2 separate regions of the Homo sapiens genome follow, and region 1 is linked to region 2. The links are chromatin loops, found by intact Hi-C in ENCODE. Cell type or tissue: ascending aorta. All regions are shown on one strand. Each heading gives the region's core, and the rest is flanking DNA. Links, peaks and the distances in the headings are about the cores only. Region 1 overlaps TOX2 (TOX high mobility group box family member 2). Region 2 overlaps TOX2 (TOX high mobility group box family member 2).

Region 1 (8,327 bases), core at 244-8,243, 79 kb after region 2:
GGAGGCAGCTTGTCCAAGCTGCTTGTTTTCTTTTTTCTTTTCTTTTTTCTCTTATTTATTTATTTATTGAGACAGGGTCTCCCTCTATTGCCCAGGCTGCAGTGCAGTGGCATGAGCATAACTTACTGCAGCCTTGAATTCCTGGGCTCGAGAGATCCTCCTGCTTCAGCCTCCCAAGTAGCTGGGACTACAGGCATGTGCCACCACACCCTGCTAATTTTTGTGTTTTTTCTTTTTTTGTAAAAATAGGGTCTCACTATGTTGCCTAGGCTGGTCTCTAACTCCTGTCCTAAAGCAATCCTCCCGTCTTGGCCTCCCAAAGTGCTGGGATGACAGGCATGAGCTATGATGTTACTTGTTTCCTTGTTGTTCAGCTGTTCCCAGGGTGAGGGGCAGGGACAATGGCCAGGCTCTGTGGCCAGAATGCCTGGGTTTGAATCCTGGCTGTACCCTTAGATCTTGGCCAAACTTAGATCCTCTCTGAGCCTCTGTTTACTAATGTTAAGATGGGAATAATAGTTCCCTCCTGGTGGGGTTTTTGTCAAAGCAGCTGTCATCGATGGAAAGTGCCTGGTCTGGTCCATAAATATCACTGTTAATAGCCAACAGCCACCATGCTGAGGTTCTACTGTGCTTTGATGATCTCATTTAATCCTCACACTTGCACAAAACAAGTTCCCCTTTTACAGATGAGGAAGTTGAGGCTCACAGCAAGGAGTCAACTTCCATCTTCTTATTGATGAGGGTCAGTGCACACAGCCCAGGCAAACTCACAATTGAATCATTATAAGCTTTGTCCTTTGATTTTCACTACAGTAGCAACCAAGCCCATATCAGCCCCTTGCTGTCTTTATTCACAAAACGGGGACAAATCTTCTGAGATTGCTGAGATGTTCCAGCCAAGGTTTACCAAAAACAATTCTGTGAAGGACTCAGGAACCTCCCATCCTATCACATCATTGCTTCCTCCAGGGCAAGGAGGAACCCACAGAGAGCTGAGCTCTTCCTGTGCAACATCCCAAGGAGAGACCAGAAGCGAGTCAGGAAACCTCCTTAAGTCAATAGAAAACACCAAAGCTGAGAGGGTGTGAGCTTACGCAAATAAAAAGAACAGGGCTTTAGGCCAGGTACAGTGGCTCGCGCCTGTAATCCCAACACTTTGGGAGGCCGAAGTGGGTGGATCACATGACGTCAGGAGTTCGAGACCAGCCTGGCTAACATGGTGATACTCCATCTCTACTAAAAATACGAAAATTAGCCAGGTGTGGTGGCACATGCCTGTCATCCCAGCTACTCAGGAGGCTGAGGCAGGAGCATCACTCGATCCTGGGAGGCGGAGGTTGCAGTGAGCCGAGATCGCGCCATTGTACTCCAGCCTGGGCAACAAGAGCGAAATTCTGTCTCAAAAAATACTCAAAAAAAAAAAAAAAGGCTTTAAAACCACCTATTATCCAAATGGCCACCCTGCACCATGATATTAACCCTGGGACTCTCGAACCTTTGTCCTAGAACCAACTTTTTTTCTTAAATGCAGTGCAGGTGAACATAAGGTAACCCACAACAGCCCAAACCCAAGCTTCCACGCCCCCTTCCCTCACATCACCCTGAAGCATATGCTGACAGAGCAACCTTAATAGTAACTGACTAATTTTAAACCCTGTGATTACCAGGGTTGATTTCCATGGAACCTTCCTTTCACAGTACTGAGAACCTCTCATGAGCAGTAATTGCCAAGTTCAATTTTAGCTCTGTCATGCCCAACCATCAGTGCTAACTAAGGCAGCTGCTTCATCGCCAGGTAAGCTGGTAATGAAGTCGGCTTCACAGCTTAATTTCACAATATTGTGATGCCCCCGTCAGCACCTGTTAAGTGCTGCGAAGCTGCAAGCTTCTATTAAACAAATCTCACGCAAGGGAAGTGACTAAAGCCGCTTTGCGCTTCTAAGGTGCCCTGGTCTACATCCTCATGCCCACTGGGATTTTGTGTTTGCTTAATCCCATGTGCCTCGTCTCTGCAAAGCACTGACCACTAAAGTGCCACACCACACCCCTAGGGTGCCCTGATAGCTGCCTCATCCTCTGCAGTCACCTCTTCTCCCTCCATCCCTGCGACTCTGGCTCAGCCTCTCACCCTTCTGGCCTGGATCCCCATAGCAGCCCCTTAGCTCACCCTCCCCCATTTATTTTCCAGGCCAATTAGTAGAGTTTTCCTGGGGGAAAAAAAAAAAGTTGCCAGGTGCGATTGCTCACACCTGTAATCCCAGCAATTTGTGAGGCCGAGATGGGAGGATTGCTTGAGATCAGGAATTCAAGAGCAGCCTGGGCAACATATCGAGACCTATCTCTGAAAAACAGACAAAAAAAAAAAAAGCTAGCTGTGCATGGTGGCGCATGCCTGTAATCCCAGCTACTCAGGAGCCTTATGCAGGAGGATCACTTGAGCCCAGGAGTTCAAGGCTGCAGTGAACTATAATCATGCCACTACACTTCAGTCTGGGTGACAGAGTAGGACACCAACTCTTCAAAAAAAAAAAGTGACGTCCCACCATTTAAAATCCTTCCACGGCCCCACTGTCCTCAAGGTAGAAAGTCTTCACATTGTGTTTTCTTTCAAGGTTCCTGATTGAGCTCTGCACCAAGCTCCTAGACCCAATGCCCCATCCCTCAGCCACACTGTCCCAGGGACTTGCCTGCAGTACCCCAAGCCCCATACACCCCTGGACTGCACTATCCAGATGAACAAGTCCCATGACTTCATTTTCCCTAAGGAAAAATGTCTCATACAGGGCATGACTCCCTGCCCTTTAACTACAGAAGGAAACCTCTGCAGCATATCTGAGCATATCCCTGTGGTCACTCAGCAGCAGCACCGACTGAATCACATAAGCACCCCATAAGACACTCTTGGGGTGCTTAGTAAGCATCTACTCTGTGCCAGGCACTGGTACTTTCTGTCATCTCTTTAATCCTTAGACAATCTAGCAAAATGAAATGAGTTGTTTTTCTTTTTGGGTGTGCCAACAGGCTCAGAGGAGTTAAGTAAGCTCTTGAGGCCACACAGCTTCTAAGCTGCAGGGTCAGTTTAAACTCATGTCTGACTATACGAATGGTCTCACCAAATGAACCCTCGCTTATCTTCCAACCTCACCGCACATATTCATTTGTGGGACTTACACAATGCCACATTCCAGCCTCATGTTGTTAAAATGCCTCACTAGTCTTGGCATCCGTCCTACTCTTATACAGTTCCCATCCCCTCCCCCTGGCTGGGTTCTGGCAGCAGAACTGTACTTTGAGTGCAGTGGAGCATGCTTGGGCTGACTTTGTGCTAACTTCAGCTTTTGCCCAGAAATTGGCGGAAGCTAGACCAAGGTTTTGCCCTTTCTTCTTACTCAACTCCTCCAGTCCCAATATGATGAAATCCCTATGCAAACCTTACCACAAATTAAGTAGATGCAATTATTATCCCCATTTCACAGAGGAGGAAACTGAGGCATAGAGAGGTTAAGTAACTTACTAGATGTGCACAGCTAGTAATTGTCACAGACAGAATTGGAACTAAGGTCCTAGGACCTAACGTGCATGCACAGCACCACTATGCTATGCTGTCCCTGAGTCACTGATCTCCTCGTTTTACAGATAAGGACACTGGGGCTCCAAGAGACAAGGGGGTTACCCAAGCTGGGGCTTTGGCATCCTGTCTGGATGGCTGCAGAGGCAGGTGAAGCCAGCGACTCCAGGAAGCTCCACCCTCAACTTCCAGCTAAGGCAAGACCATGCTTCTAGAAGCGAGGGCACCTGTCCACTCCTGCCAGAGCTGCACAAGGAGGCCATAAGGCAGAAACACAAGGGCTGGAAAAACCCCCTGGCCTTCAAAGCTGCCTCAGATGCCCCTCTACCACCCCTGGACCCATTGTGCTGGGGGCAGGCGTCACAGACCAGTCACCCCCTCAATGCAGGGAGCGACAAATGCTCTTTGCCTGCCATGTGGTGGCTGGGCCTCCAGTTCAGCTAAAGCCAGTGTGGAAATAAGTCCTGGGGCATGAAGATGCAGGTTCGAATGCCAGCTCTGTCAAATACTAGCTGTGAATCCCGGGTAAAGAGCTGAGGCTCTCCGTAAAGTGGGATATTAATGCCACCACCTCGCTGGCCATCTGAAGACTGAAGGCGCTCACAGGCTCAGCGCCCTCCCTCTCAGAGTAGATTTGCTGCCATTTCAGTGCCCACATCCAGCAGTATCCTGATAACTCCTAGTGCACCCATCAGGACATGGGGCAGGAGCCAGGATTGCTTCAACTTATCTCATTTGAGACGTGCTTTCCGGGACAAGCATTTTACTATTAAGTAATAATAAAATCTGAGGTTGAATGGAAACCCAAGGTCAGGACTGAACTTCTCAGTCCTACCTCAGGCAGGAGGGGAGGACTAAGGGGTCCCGGTGGGTCATCCCACAGCGGGTGGAGTTGTGAGTGGGGCCCGCATCTGTGCCAGGCCCTTCTCCTGGCCATCACTGGGACAGGCTGCCAGTCCACATGACATATCCCGGTTGCCATGGTTTCTATTTATTCTGGGGAAGAAAGTTCCACTGACATGGGTCCTGGTAAGAGGAGAGTTTGCTTCACTCCACCGTGCAGTCACTGGGGTGCCCGCATTGTCCACAAGCATTAGACTGAAGGTGCTGAGGTTAACAGCCCTCAAAGCTTCCTCTTCACTTGACCCAGGGAGGATGGGAGCTGGCCCTATTTCCAGGTGAGAAAACGGAGGCTCAGGACTGGGCAGCTACTTGCACGGTTTCATGGAGACATTGGCAAGAAGCTGGAACCCACACTCCAGACTCCTCCCATTTTTCCAATCTGTGCTGGTTCATTTATGATCATGATTCTGGCACCCAGTGATGCTAGGCCTTTTCCAAAACCACAGCCCCTGATCTGCCTTCAGAGAAGCTGTTGAAGGCTCCAGGGACATCAAAGGCTGCTTATGGGACTGGGCAGGCAGATCCGCATGGGGACTCGATGCTGCGGTCGCCCCCAGGATGGCCCTCCCAGCCCTGCACATGGACGTAGAGGCTGGCTTAGGGTTGGAGACCTGGGGTGTGGCTGGGGAGGGTCCCCAAGTCATTCCTCTGTGCACCCTCCCTACGGGCCTCCCCAGCATCTGATCACCTCATTCTCAGTCCATGGTTCAAAGACCACCAGCCAGCAGGACTGAGTCCAAAACCCCTCACTTCCCTCACACACCAGTCCCTCCCAAATCCTCTGCAACTGACCCCTTCCTTGCTTCCTCCTCCCCCTTCCTCAAACTGAACTCTGTGCCCACAACACCCTTCCCAATGCTCAAATCCCTCCTGGGTCTCCTCTCCCAGCCCACAAAACCCAGGAGCTGCCCGTGGGAAGGTTATCAGCCACCTCCCTCCTGAGACTGCATCGCACGGAAATGCTCAGGGGACCTTTGCGAACCAGAAGTTCCTTTCCCAGCCCAAGGTTGCCGACACTTAAAAGAAACTGGCACTTTCTTGGAGTGGTCAAGTGTGCCAGGCCCCTCCTTCCACAGGACCTTCGCGCGTGCTCTTCCCTGCCTGGAATGCTTCCCCCGTGCCCATCATCTAGCAACTCCTAGTCTTCCCACAGTCCCCCCAGAGCTCTCTGTTGCCTGGTCTCCCGGCCCTGTGTGGCTCTCCTTCATCACACCTGTTCTGCTTTAGTTATGTTTCATCATGTGATTATTCACTGGCTAGACTAGAGGCCACATGCCCACAGCACAAGGCCTGTCTTGTTCCCTGCCACAGTGCCTGGCACACAGCAGGGACTCGATGAATGTCTGCTGTCTGAAGAGTGGGGGCAGCTGTGTAGATTACAAAGATGACCACTAATCCTAATCATAGCCTCCTGTCCTGCATGCATGCCCTTGGCACCGTGAGGCTGCCACTCCTCTCATCATCTCTCTCTTTATGCTTTGAATATGGGCTTGGCCATATGCTTGTATTTGACAAATGGGACAACAACAAAGGTGACACAAGCAGAGGCTTGAAAAGCACCAGGACACTGGGGTTTGCTCTCTCTTGATGCACCAGGGAGCCTGGGAGCCCCAGGTGCACATGCCCGAGCTAGCCTGCTGGAGGACAGGAGGTCATGTGGGGAGCTGAGCCAACAACCAGCCAGCCCCCAGCCAGCAGCATGCAAACTGCCAGCTGCACGAGGGAGGCTGTCCTAGATCACCCAGCTCCCAGGCCACTGGCCAACTGACCATGATGCAGGGAGGGAGAGCCTGTAGAGACAACCAGCCTAGCCAGGAAGCCTTGCAGCCAACCCATGGAATCATGAGCTTAATGAAATGGTTATTGTTTTAAGCCATTAATTCTGGTGGCTTACTGTGAAGCAATACACAACCAATACAGGAGCTAATATAAGAGCATTTGCGCTGATAATACTCACAGCCAAAGAACATGTGTCTGGTCTACTCAACATCAAGTTGAAAACAACAAAGCCTCTTGGGGGCTGGGAAGCAGCTGGGATCAGGAAAGTTCAGACCCTGAGTTTGAGCCTGCTGGCCTATGACATTGCCTTGAGCTGGGACAAGGTGGGCACTCACCTCTGTGGGTAGGTCTGCCTGTCTCTACCAGTGGGAATGACAAGACGCCATGCCAAGGCTTCTCAGGTTGATGGTCTGAGTCTCAATGAGGAACACATGAAAGGGTCTCCAAAAGGAAGCTAAAGACCCCTGTGCATGCAAGAATATGTGGTGCAGAATAAAGACCATGACTTCAGAGCTAGACGGATTCAGGTTCACGATCCACTCTGCTTCTTTTTTTTTTTTTTTTTTTTTTTTTGGGATGGAGTTTCACTCTTGTTGCCCAGGCTGGAGTGCAATGGCATGATCTTGGCTCACTGCAACCTCCTCCTCCTGGGTTCAAGCGATTCTCCTGCCTCAGCCTCCTGAGTAGCTAGGATTACAGGCATGCACCACCACACCCAGCTAAATTTTTGTATTTTCAGGAGAGACAGGGTTTCACCATGTTGTCCAGGCTGGTCTCGAACTCCTGACCTCAGGTGATCCACCCACCTCGGCCTCCCAAAGCGCTGGGATTACAAGCATGAGCCACCCCACCCGGCAGATCCACTCTGCTTCTTACAGGCTGTGTGACCTTGGGCAAGTTTCTCTGAGCTTCAGGTATCCCATTTGTGACATGGTTAATAGTAATACATAATTTGCAGGGCTGTTGTAGGGGTTAAATAAGATAGTACACAAAAGACACCTAGCACAGTGCTTGGCACATAGTAGGTATTCACTGAACAGTAGTTCCTCCTCGTCCCCGCCCCAACTCCACTGGTACCTTTCATTCGACCATCTTATCCCCACATAGCAGCTTAGCACTAACAGTTTCCATGTTTGATATCAGCATATCGTGCCAGGTTCCAAGCTGTGACTATAGCTTATATAACATCCTACGCAGGAGAGGCTTACAGGGAAGATGGCGGAGAAAGAGTTGGATGTTCCCAGCTTTGACTGGGAGAGAAAACTCAGGCCACAGAGGTGGGGACAGAGCAAAGAAGACTGAAAATAATTCAGAACCGAATCCTCCCCACAAGGTCCTGACGCACCCCAAGCCCAATCTGTCTTCATCTGGGATAATGATTTGTGCTCCTTCCTCCATTCACCCCCAAGGCACCAGTGCACAGAATGGGGCTGGCTGCATGGGAAGGGTAGAGAAGGAAGGCTCACCACAGTGGCCAGACACCCAGCTGTCACTAAGATTCCTGGACAGAGCATGATTCCAGGGATGCTGTCGGCAGCTTAGCCTGGCCTCTGCCCCACAAAACACTTACAGCAAAAATAGATGACCCCTGTCTGGAGTAGCCCAAATGTCCAAAAAATGGTCTACAGAAAGGGTCCAGGATGGACTCCACCCACCCCAACACACACCCCCACATACACACACACACACACACACACACACAAACACACACACAGATGAAGTCTGAATCCAGGGAGGGTGGACAATGTGGAGAAGCTGGCTCAGAGTTGGGATGGGAAGAGGGTCCCAGGACAGAGGGCATGACACTGCACCATCACGCCTGCCCCAAAGCCCTCCATGGCTCCCCATACAGAATCCAAACCCCAGAGCCTGGTAGTCAGTGTCCTCCCAGCCCCCTCTACACGAGCCTCTGCCCATCCAGTCAGGTCTGCAGTAATTCCCAAGGCCTCCAGCTCCCCTCCCCTTTCCACACACCCCCTCCCTATGTGGTATGGTCCCTTAGGAAGAGAAAGTATGTTCCTGGCAAGCAGGCTTGGGTTCCAATCCCACTGTGACCCCGGCCCAGTGCCCTCAC
Region 2 (8,327 bases), core at 121-8,120:
TCTCCAGCGTCATCGGCCGGCCATTGCTCACTTGTGCTGTGGACGCATGTGTGGGTGACGGGCCTTCCGCCACGTGCTAAGGGCAAAGTGAGCCTGCTCCCTACCACATCTGGAATTCATTTTGCAGTGGGTTATGGGAAGGTACAGTTCTGGTTTAGTGTGATCAAAGTCAGTTAGGCTGGGTGTGGTGGCTCACACCTATAATCCCAACACTTTGGGAGGCCAAAGTGGGAGGATCACTTGAGGCCAGGAGTACAAGACAAGCCTGGGCAACACAGGGAAACCCCATCTCTTAAAAAAAAAAAAAAATCAAAAATTAGCCAGACATGGTGGTGTGTGTCTGTGATCCCAGCTACTCAGGAGGCTGAGGCAGGAGGATTGCTTGAATCAGGAAGGTAGAGGCTGCAGGGAGCCATGATTGCACCGCTGCACTCCAGCCTGGGCAACAGAGCAAGACTCTTTCTCAAAAAAAAGTCGACCTAGTGGAAGCATGCAGGGCACAGCCAATGTACTGGCTAGAGTTAATCTGCTTCTCAGAGGAGGGATACAGAAGCAGAAGGTAAGAAGGTGTCAAGTTCACAAGGCAGACAAAAAGGGAGTGGTTGGGGGTCTTGTGTGCACAGGGACAGGGGCCTCAGGTCTGGGGCTCCCAAAGGAGAAGAGGAGTCCTGTGGGATGGGGTAGCGACCATCTCAGGCTGATCCTTCAGTCTTAGAATCTCGGCTTACGGCCCCATAATTTGCTGTTACCCTGTGCTTCTGACGAAGGTCCAGTTCTCCCGGGCCAGTTGCTACCAGTGCTGCAAATGTCTGAGTCTGTCTACCTGCTCACACTCTGTCCTCCTATGATCTCAAAGAATGGGCTTTGCTGATCCATCCCTTCCCCGGCATATGCACACCCCTCTCCCCCATAAGCAGTGGGAGGAATTTTGCGTTCTGGTCACAAGACGTCCCTGATACCTCCCCTGTCCTAGGCCCCCTTTCTTTTCCCTGTTGCATTTTGTTCCTGGTTCTTCTTAGGCCCTTGGTGCACAATTGCCCATGAAGCACCCCAGGATGAGGCGTCGTGCGATTCAGGAAAACCTAGAGTCTTTCTGATCACAGGCTGGGACTGTCATCATGCCAGAGGGTCCGCTTCAAGGCCTGTCCCAATGGGAGGTGCACAGGGTAGGAAAGAACCAGGAACCACAGGCAGAGGTGTCGGTCCTCGAGTTCCTCTGGGGGGAAAAAGTCTGCAACCATCCTCAGTGTGATGAAATCCTCAAGGCAAACAGAAACACAAGTGCATCCTATGTGTCCTAAAACAACTGAGAATTCAGGGCTCAACTGAGGATGACCACAGCCTAGTGTTCTGGGCTGGCATTAGAAGCCCCTGGAGGCGTGGTTAGGCATGGGCTGCTGGGCCCAGCCGAGTCTCCCAGTCACCAGGTCTAGGGAGGGGCCTGAGAATCTGCATCTCTAACAGGTCCCCAGGCAATGCTGCTGCTGCTGGCCTTAGGATCACGTTTCCAGAAGCAGCTCAGCAGTAGTCTGTCTTGCTGGATCCCCTGCTGGGAGTGTGGCTGCCAAAGGCACACACCTGCCCCTTTCTCGAGAACTGCCCTTGGCCAAGAGGGGCCATCTTTTTATTTTTATTTTTATTTTTAATTTTACTTTAAGTTCCGGGTTATATGTGCAGAACGTGCAGGTTTGTTACATAGGTATACATGTGCCATGGTGGTTTGCTGCACCTATCAACCTGTCATCTAGGTTTTGAGCCCCGCATGCATTAGGTATTTGTCCTAATGCTCTCCCTCCCTTGGGGGGCCGTCTTACGTAGGAAGTTATGCAGGAGCTCCACCTACTTCTGGCCTGTGACCCATGACTGATTCACAGTTCACACTGGGGAACAAATGCCAGCAACTCCGTGGCCTAATCCACGCTGCAGTGCTGCCTGTGGGACCAGGCAGACCTCCCTCTAGCGCGGCTCCAGATAGCATCTCTAATGTCTCATTTACTCTTCACAACAACCCTGGGAGGAAACTGTGGCACAGAGAGGTTAAACAGCTTGGCTGAGGTCGCACAGCTGGTTACATGTGCAGCTGATGCTGCCTGACCTTGGAGCCCTACCTCCTAATCCCGGGGCTCTCCTGAGCCGGCTGTGATCCACACCCTCCAGAGACTTGAATCTCTTGAGGAGCTCATTCATGAAATGCTTTAGAAGCCCCCTCTCCCTTGATCCTTTCCACAACTCCCTGGGGTGATTTAGGTTTTGTCCATTCAACAGGTGAAGAAAGTGAGGCCGGAAGGAAAGTGACTTGTCTCCCACAATCTCTTAGTGGTGGCAGAGACAGGAAGTTAAACCCAGGCTTCCTGACTCGCGGTCTTGTTATCAGTTTCCGGGATGACAGGAAGAACTAACCATGCTTAGTTAGTTAGTTAGAGATTCCTCAGGGCTCCAGCATCCCAGTCCCACAGCTCTGCCCAACACACACACCCTATGACAGGTTCTGACTACTCACCTGATATTCCTTCCCTTTTTCCTTGCTACCAGGAGTTTGGAGACAGAGCCATTAAACCAACACTTTTGCCCTCCTAACCCTGTCTCAGCTGAGAGCTTTGACCAACACCCACACTCGATAGGGAGACAGGGGCAAGGGTCCCACCTTTGCCCACCATCCCAGCTCAGAGGCCTGGGCCAAGGATAGGGTGAGGGATGTTTTTGTGTTGAGGACATAAAGCACTTGGGGTCAAAAGAATCAGGGTCCCATCCTGTCTTCACCACTTCCTAGCTGTGTGTCTTTGGACAAGCCACCTTCCCTTTAGGTCTTGGGAACACATCTGTAAATGAGCAGAATTCTATCTCCCTTAAAGTCAACAGGAGGGTTAGAAGATATGAAGCAGACTGCTGTGTAAGACAGAAGATGCTATAGGGTCCCCATGTAACTTAGTCTCCAAAAATGATGTTTGAGGTGTTTACAGAGGCATTTATTTTTCATTCATTCATTCATTCATTCATTTTTCAGTCAGTCAGTCAGTCAGTCAGTCAGTCAACAAACCTTTTTCAGACACCTGCTACATGCCACACATGAAGCAAAGCATCAGAAATATTCATTGGCACGTTTGATTCCCACACTCTGTGGAGTAGACAGCATCAGCTCCATCTTACTTGAGGCTCTGAGAGAGACAGTAATTCACCCAAGGTCACCCACTGGGGTAGAACAGGCACCCAGGACCCCAGACTCCCAGTTAAGTGCTACTGCTTGGGCAAGCAGCTGCCACCACCATAGCCCGGGCCCCAGCCCAACACAGCTGCTGAGCTTAAATCTCTGATGGGGCGCGCTTGTCCTGGAAACGCTCCCAGCCTCCAGTCTTCCATAGTCCCCCGACACTCTCTCCTGGAGCTTTAATATTTAGATGAGCTGTATTTGTCTTGCTGCCTTTTATAAAGGCTCCGAGTTCTAAATGGACAAAGCCACAAGATGAGAGAAAGAGAGCTCATGAGACTGACTTTTTATTATCCAGGCAGAGCAGGGGGAAAATGACTCCAATAAATCTCAAGTTTTATGTGCTCCAGACATTCTGCGGAGCCAAAGATGGCTTCTCAGCAATGCCGACGGTACATTAAAAGCTCATTTTCCCAAACATGGTCCTGAATATGCACTCGGAGGAAAGAGCCATTACACCCAGTAATATCGAGGCTGCAGCTGACGAATGTCGCTGCGATTTTCCCTTAATTCTCCCTCATGACTCAGGAGCAGCTCTCAGAGTTCATACCCTGTTAGGCTTGGCATGCTGCCTGGAGTGGAAGTTAAACACCTGGCCCTTGCACTCAGCCTCGAGTGCTCTGATTAGGAGCCCAGCAGGGGATGGAAAGGGTGGGTACCAGAGGGCAGCTGAGCAACCATAAAACATCACAAATTGTTTTATGAATTTCAGCGGAAGGGGTGGTGATCAGGTCTGAACAGGGAGGTCCATGCACATATGAAATTTCTTCCTCTCAGGCTTTCCCACTGTCCTCTGGCCCCCAAGGCTACCCCCTCCAGGAAGCCTTCGGTGCCGGGACAGTCCCCTGAGCTCAGCACTTCTTCCATTTCTTGTTCCAAGCTGCAAGTGCCTCACACTTCATGTTGAGATTATTTATGAATATGAATAGCTCAACTCAGAGCTGGGCAGATAAAGTGGGTCTCCATCTTGTCCCGCTCACTGCCTTGCTCATTCACTCATTCATTTTGGAAGGCTACATGGGCTAGATATGGAGAGCCCAGGCTGGGGAGTCGGGCTGCCTGGGTTCAATTCCTGGCACCATCATTTTGATAACTGTGTAGCCAAGTCATTTACCCCTCTGTGCCTCTGTTTTCTCATCTGTAAAATGGCAACAATAACAGTACCTCCTTCTCAGGGTCAAGGATTAAGTGAGATTATAAATAGAAAGGGTTTAAGTAGGTGCCAGTTCCATAGTAACTGCTAAATAAATGTTACATGACAGTTATAAATAATTCACCCATTCCTTTAGGAAAAGTTCACTGAGAGGATACAAGGTCAAATAAGGTGTGGTTCTTGACCTCCAAAGGCCAAGGTGAAGCATCTGGCCCCATGGGCATGAGCAGTGCTGCAAGGGGCTGGCCATCGTGATGTTCTTGGGGATGCTCCACATGTCACTGAGCTGCCCACGTCAGCTCTCGCCTGGCACAGAGGTGGTGAAGCCGAAATAACAGCCCCAGGGAAAGCCGGGTTGACACCAAGCTGAAATCACGGCCACTGTTCCCTGCCCGCCACTCCTAGACGGTGAGCACCCCAGAGCATCTTTCAATCGTCCACAGCTTAGGTCCCTACTCAGCGGACAACAAAGATTCACCCCATACTCATACTCAGCCAGGCGGGTGCAGGAAGAACTGGGCTTAGAGTCAGAGGCCCAGGTTCAAGTCCCAGCTCTATCCTTTTTCTGGCTATGTGACCCTGGACAAGTAATTCCCTTCTCCCATTCATTCAGTAATTAATAAACAGACATTGAAGGTCACCTGCTAACCAGGCCCTTTGCTAGATTCTGGGGCCAGAGAAAGACACAAGGCCCAGGCCCAGCCTTCAGGCCATCCCAGGCTGGTGGCCCCTGGTAAATGCACAACCACATATTGCCATGAATTCAGACTGATCCCACCTTAATTTACATTTCTGATATGTTGTTCATCATGGTTTTCTGTGTTAATCTTGCCTTTTCAAAATATTTCGTTAAAACACTATTTTTATCTTGATGACTTTTTGGACACACCTTTAAATTTTATGGTTGAGGCACGCATCTCACATGCCTCACCCTCGTTCCAGCCCAGAGCATCCAGGCAGCCTCTGTGAGAAGATAACTTCTGAACTGGGTCCTCATACAGGAATAGGAGTTCACTGGGTGGACAAGGTGGAACAGCCTTCTCAGCAGAGCGAACAGCAGGCGGAGGCTCTCAACCAGGGGTGATTTTGCTCCCAGGGGATGTTTGGCAAGGTCTAGAGACATTTTTCGTTTTTATTTTGACTAGGGTAGTGCTACTAGAGGCCAGGAATAGTGAGTAGAGGCCAGGAATGCTGCTAGACATCCTACAAGGCACAGGACACCCCCAATAACAGAGAATCATCCCACCCAAAATGTCAGTGGTGCCGAGGTTGGGAACCCCTGCGCTAAAGAACACAGGTGGGAAACACCATGGTTTAAGATGCTACTTCAGGCCAGGCATAGTGGCTCACGTCTGTAATCCTGGCACTTTGGGAGGCTGAGGCAGGCAGATTGCATGAGCTCAGGAGTTCGAGACCAGCTTGGGCAACATGGTGAAATCCTGTCTCTACTAAAAATAAAAAAGATGCTACCTCAGCCTGATCCCTTGGCCTCTCTAAGCCTCAGTTTCTGCATCTGAAAAATAGGCACCCTAATGGTTCCTACCTTAAAGGGTGCTGGGAGAAGGGAACGGCACCAAGGCTCTGCAGAGCAGGTGCTCAGTGAATATCTGTGCCCCATCCTCTCCCAGTGTGAACGCATCCCAAACTGCAGAGCAAACGGTTCTCAAAAGAGACAGTGTCCCTGGTTCCAAAGAAAACTGGGACATGGAAAAGAACATGTTTTGTTCCTTTCCGACCTTTCTTGTAGGGAAAACCATGAATCTTATCTCGTCAACAAACGTGATCCTGTTCACAGAAAACCAGCCTGCGTGTTAGCTTATCACTGGCCTGAGTTTTAACAGGGAGTGAATTTTTATGACCGAGTTGTAAACCTTTGCAAAAACCATTTTTAAACTAAAGAACGCCGACAGATTCTTAACTACTGTAGCTGCTAAATTAAGCATGAGGGATGGGATGGGGGGTTTACGAAAGAAAAGTAAAAGTGCCCTAAAAGAGTTAGTGGAGGTAAAATAATGTTCATTAAAAACAGAAAAACAAACACATACAAAAAAATCTTTTGTGTTCAACTTCACACTCGTACATCATAATGTTCCAGTAAAAGGCCATTTCCCCCTGAGATAATAAAAGAATTGAATTTTTCCTTATCGGTCATCTATTTTTCTAGCCGAAGCTATTACTCCCGCTCTGGGGTTGCTAGGCAACAAGAAATATTAATAGCAGCTTTTATTAGCTTAGCTTTTGCAGCCGAGTACCAGAATGAGAAAATGGGAAACATAAATGTGTTACATAAATCTTTCAACCTTTCAGAGCCGGTGTTAGTCTCTGTTTCCATAATGATTTATTGAAGTGATGGTTCATTTATGAGAAAAAGGAGTTCAGGGTAAGAAAACGGAGCGGTCCCCTGCAGGAGTGTTTGAAAATAAATAATTATAGCAGGAGAGCAAAAGCTGTTTAAAGCCATTTTTCTGAGTTTTATAAAATGTAAAAAGACATATTTCTTTTGCTTAATGCCTCTGAAAAACAGGGGCCAGGAGTTTCATCTGGACTCTGGTAAATACAAAGGAAGCCCAGGGCCTCTAGTTACCACTGTTTAGGACCCTCAGAGACCCATTTGGGAGATCAGTGCTCCCCCTACTTCCATCCCCAGAGGGACGTTAGACAAAAGCATGGCACCTTGGAAAAGCCCAACTCGGAGGTGCCCCTGGTAACCCCCTGCTTCGACTAAGATGGATCCTTCCCTTGGTCACGATGCCAAGAAGCATTGCGTCTTGGGCCCCCGCTTTCTTGGCAAGCAGTGGAACTGTCACTCCGCTGTTGCTTTTAAGCTCTGAGCCCTGACCGAGGTCCTAAGTGTAACTAATATGCCTTCCCCTGCCTGTCCCCCAGCTGGGGCCCTCCCACTATCCCTGGCCACCTCAGCCCCCGACAAAGTTGGTAAGCAGCAGGTCAGCCCGGACAAACTTAGAGACGAGGCTGAAGCCACCCCAACCCCGTCAATAAAGTGGTTAAAGTAATAAACAGAGCAGCTTACATTTACCAATTGCCTATGCGTGACACTTCACCTGCATCGGATCGCTGACTCTTTATAAACTCCTATGAGGCAGGTAACAATATCTCCATTTACAGATGAAGAAACTGAGGCTCAGGGAGGATCAACCCCTTGATCTGGGTCACAGGGTTGGGGGTAACAAGGAGGGGAGCTGGGGTTTGAACTTAGGTCAGCCTGACCACATAGCCTATACACCTGACTACTAGATGATACTGTATGCCAAGAAACCAAAAATGCACAGAGAAAACCCAAAATGTCATCATGGTAGGTTACAAAGTTAGCTACACATTCTTGCCTCTCTGCGTGCACACCCTCATATGATGCGACTCTACCATTTCTCTCTTCAAGAGGTAGGATCTATTTCTCCACCCCTTACTCTGGGATTTGCCACATGACAGGCTTTGGCCAATGGGCTAGGGCAAATAGGATGCGTGCAGAGGTTTGAAAAGTACTGCACATTGGGGTGTACCCTCTCTTGCACCCTGTGTCCATCACCATGTGAATGATCCTAGGCCACCATGTGATGAGAGACACACATCTCTCTTTTCCTTTTTTTTTTTTTTTTTTTTTTTTTTTGAGATAGTCTCACTCTGTCACCCACGCTGGAGTGCAAGTGGCATGATCTTGGCTCACTGCAACCTTGGCTTCCCGGGTCCAAGTGATTCTCTTGCTTCAGCTTCCCGAGTAGCTAGGACCACAGGCGCAAGCCACTATGCCCAGCTAATTTTTGTATTTTTAGTAGAGATGGGGTTTCACTATGTTGGCCAGGCTGGTCTTGAACTCCTGACCTCAAGTGATCTGCCCATCTTGGCCTCCCGAAGTACTGATATGACAGGCGAGCCACGATGCCCAGCCTTGAGACATACACCTCTCATCACGAGATATGAGAGTGGCCAAATCATTCCCCTTTGGTGTCAGCT

Evidence for each region. A loop is a pair of places that touch in the nucleus more often than their neighbours do. Peaks named below come from ENCODE experiments on the same cell type or tissue, not always from the same donor. Only the 100,000 strongest peaks of a DNase experiment are listed, where the experiment ranks them.
Region 1: it touches region 2 in a loop (2.2-fold over the local background); 8 of 110 quality-filtered maps call a loop at or near these places.

Annotation. Positions count from the first base shown.
Region 1 is chr20:43,934,427-43,942,753 of GRCh38, reverse strand. The region is part of intron 1 of TOX2 (TOX high mobility group box family member 2); the gene reads right to left. Among named protein-coding and RNA genes, the nearest start is that of TOX2, 24 kb to the right of the region's middle. RefSeq lists enhancers at 1-130, 5,669-6,169, 6,170-6,670. In ascending aorta, for the core only: no CTCF peak of the experiment used is centred there; DNase peaks (open chromatin) are centred at 3,263 and 4,748; H3K4me3 peaks cover 331 bases; H3K27ac peaks cover 326 bases.
Region 2 is chr20:44,013,785-44,022,111 of GRCh38, reverse strand. The region is part of intron 3 of TOX2 (TOX high mobility group box family member 2); the gene reads right to left. Among named protein-coding and RNA genes, the nearest start is that of TOX2, 100 kb to the right of the region's middle. In ascending aorta, for the core only: no CTCF peak of the experiment used is centred there; DNase peaks (open chromatin) are centred at 1,871 and 3,771; H3K4me3 peaks cover 2,199 bases; H3K27ac peaks cover 3,928 bases.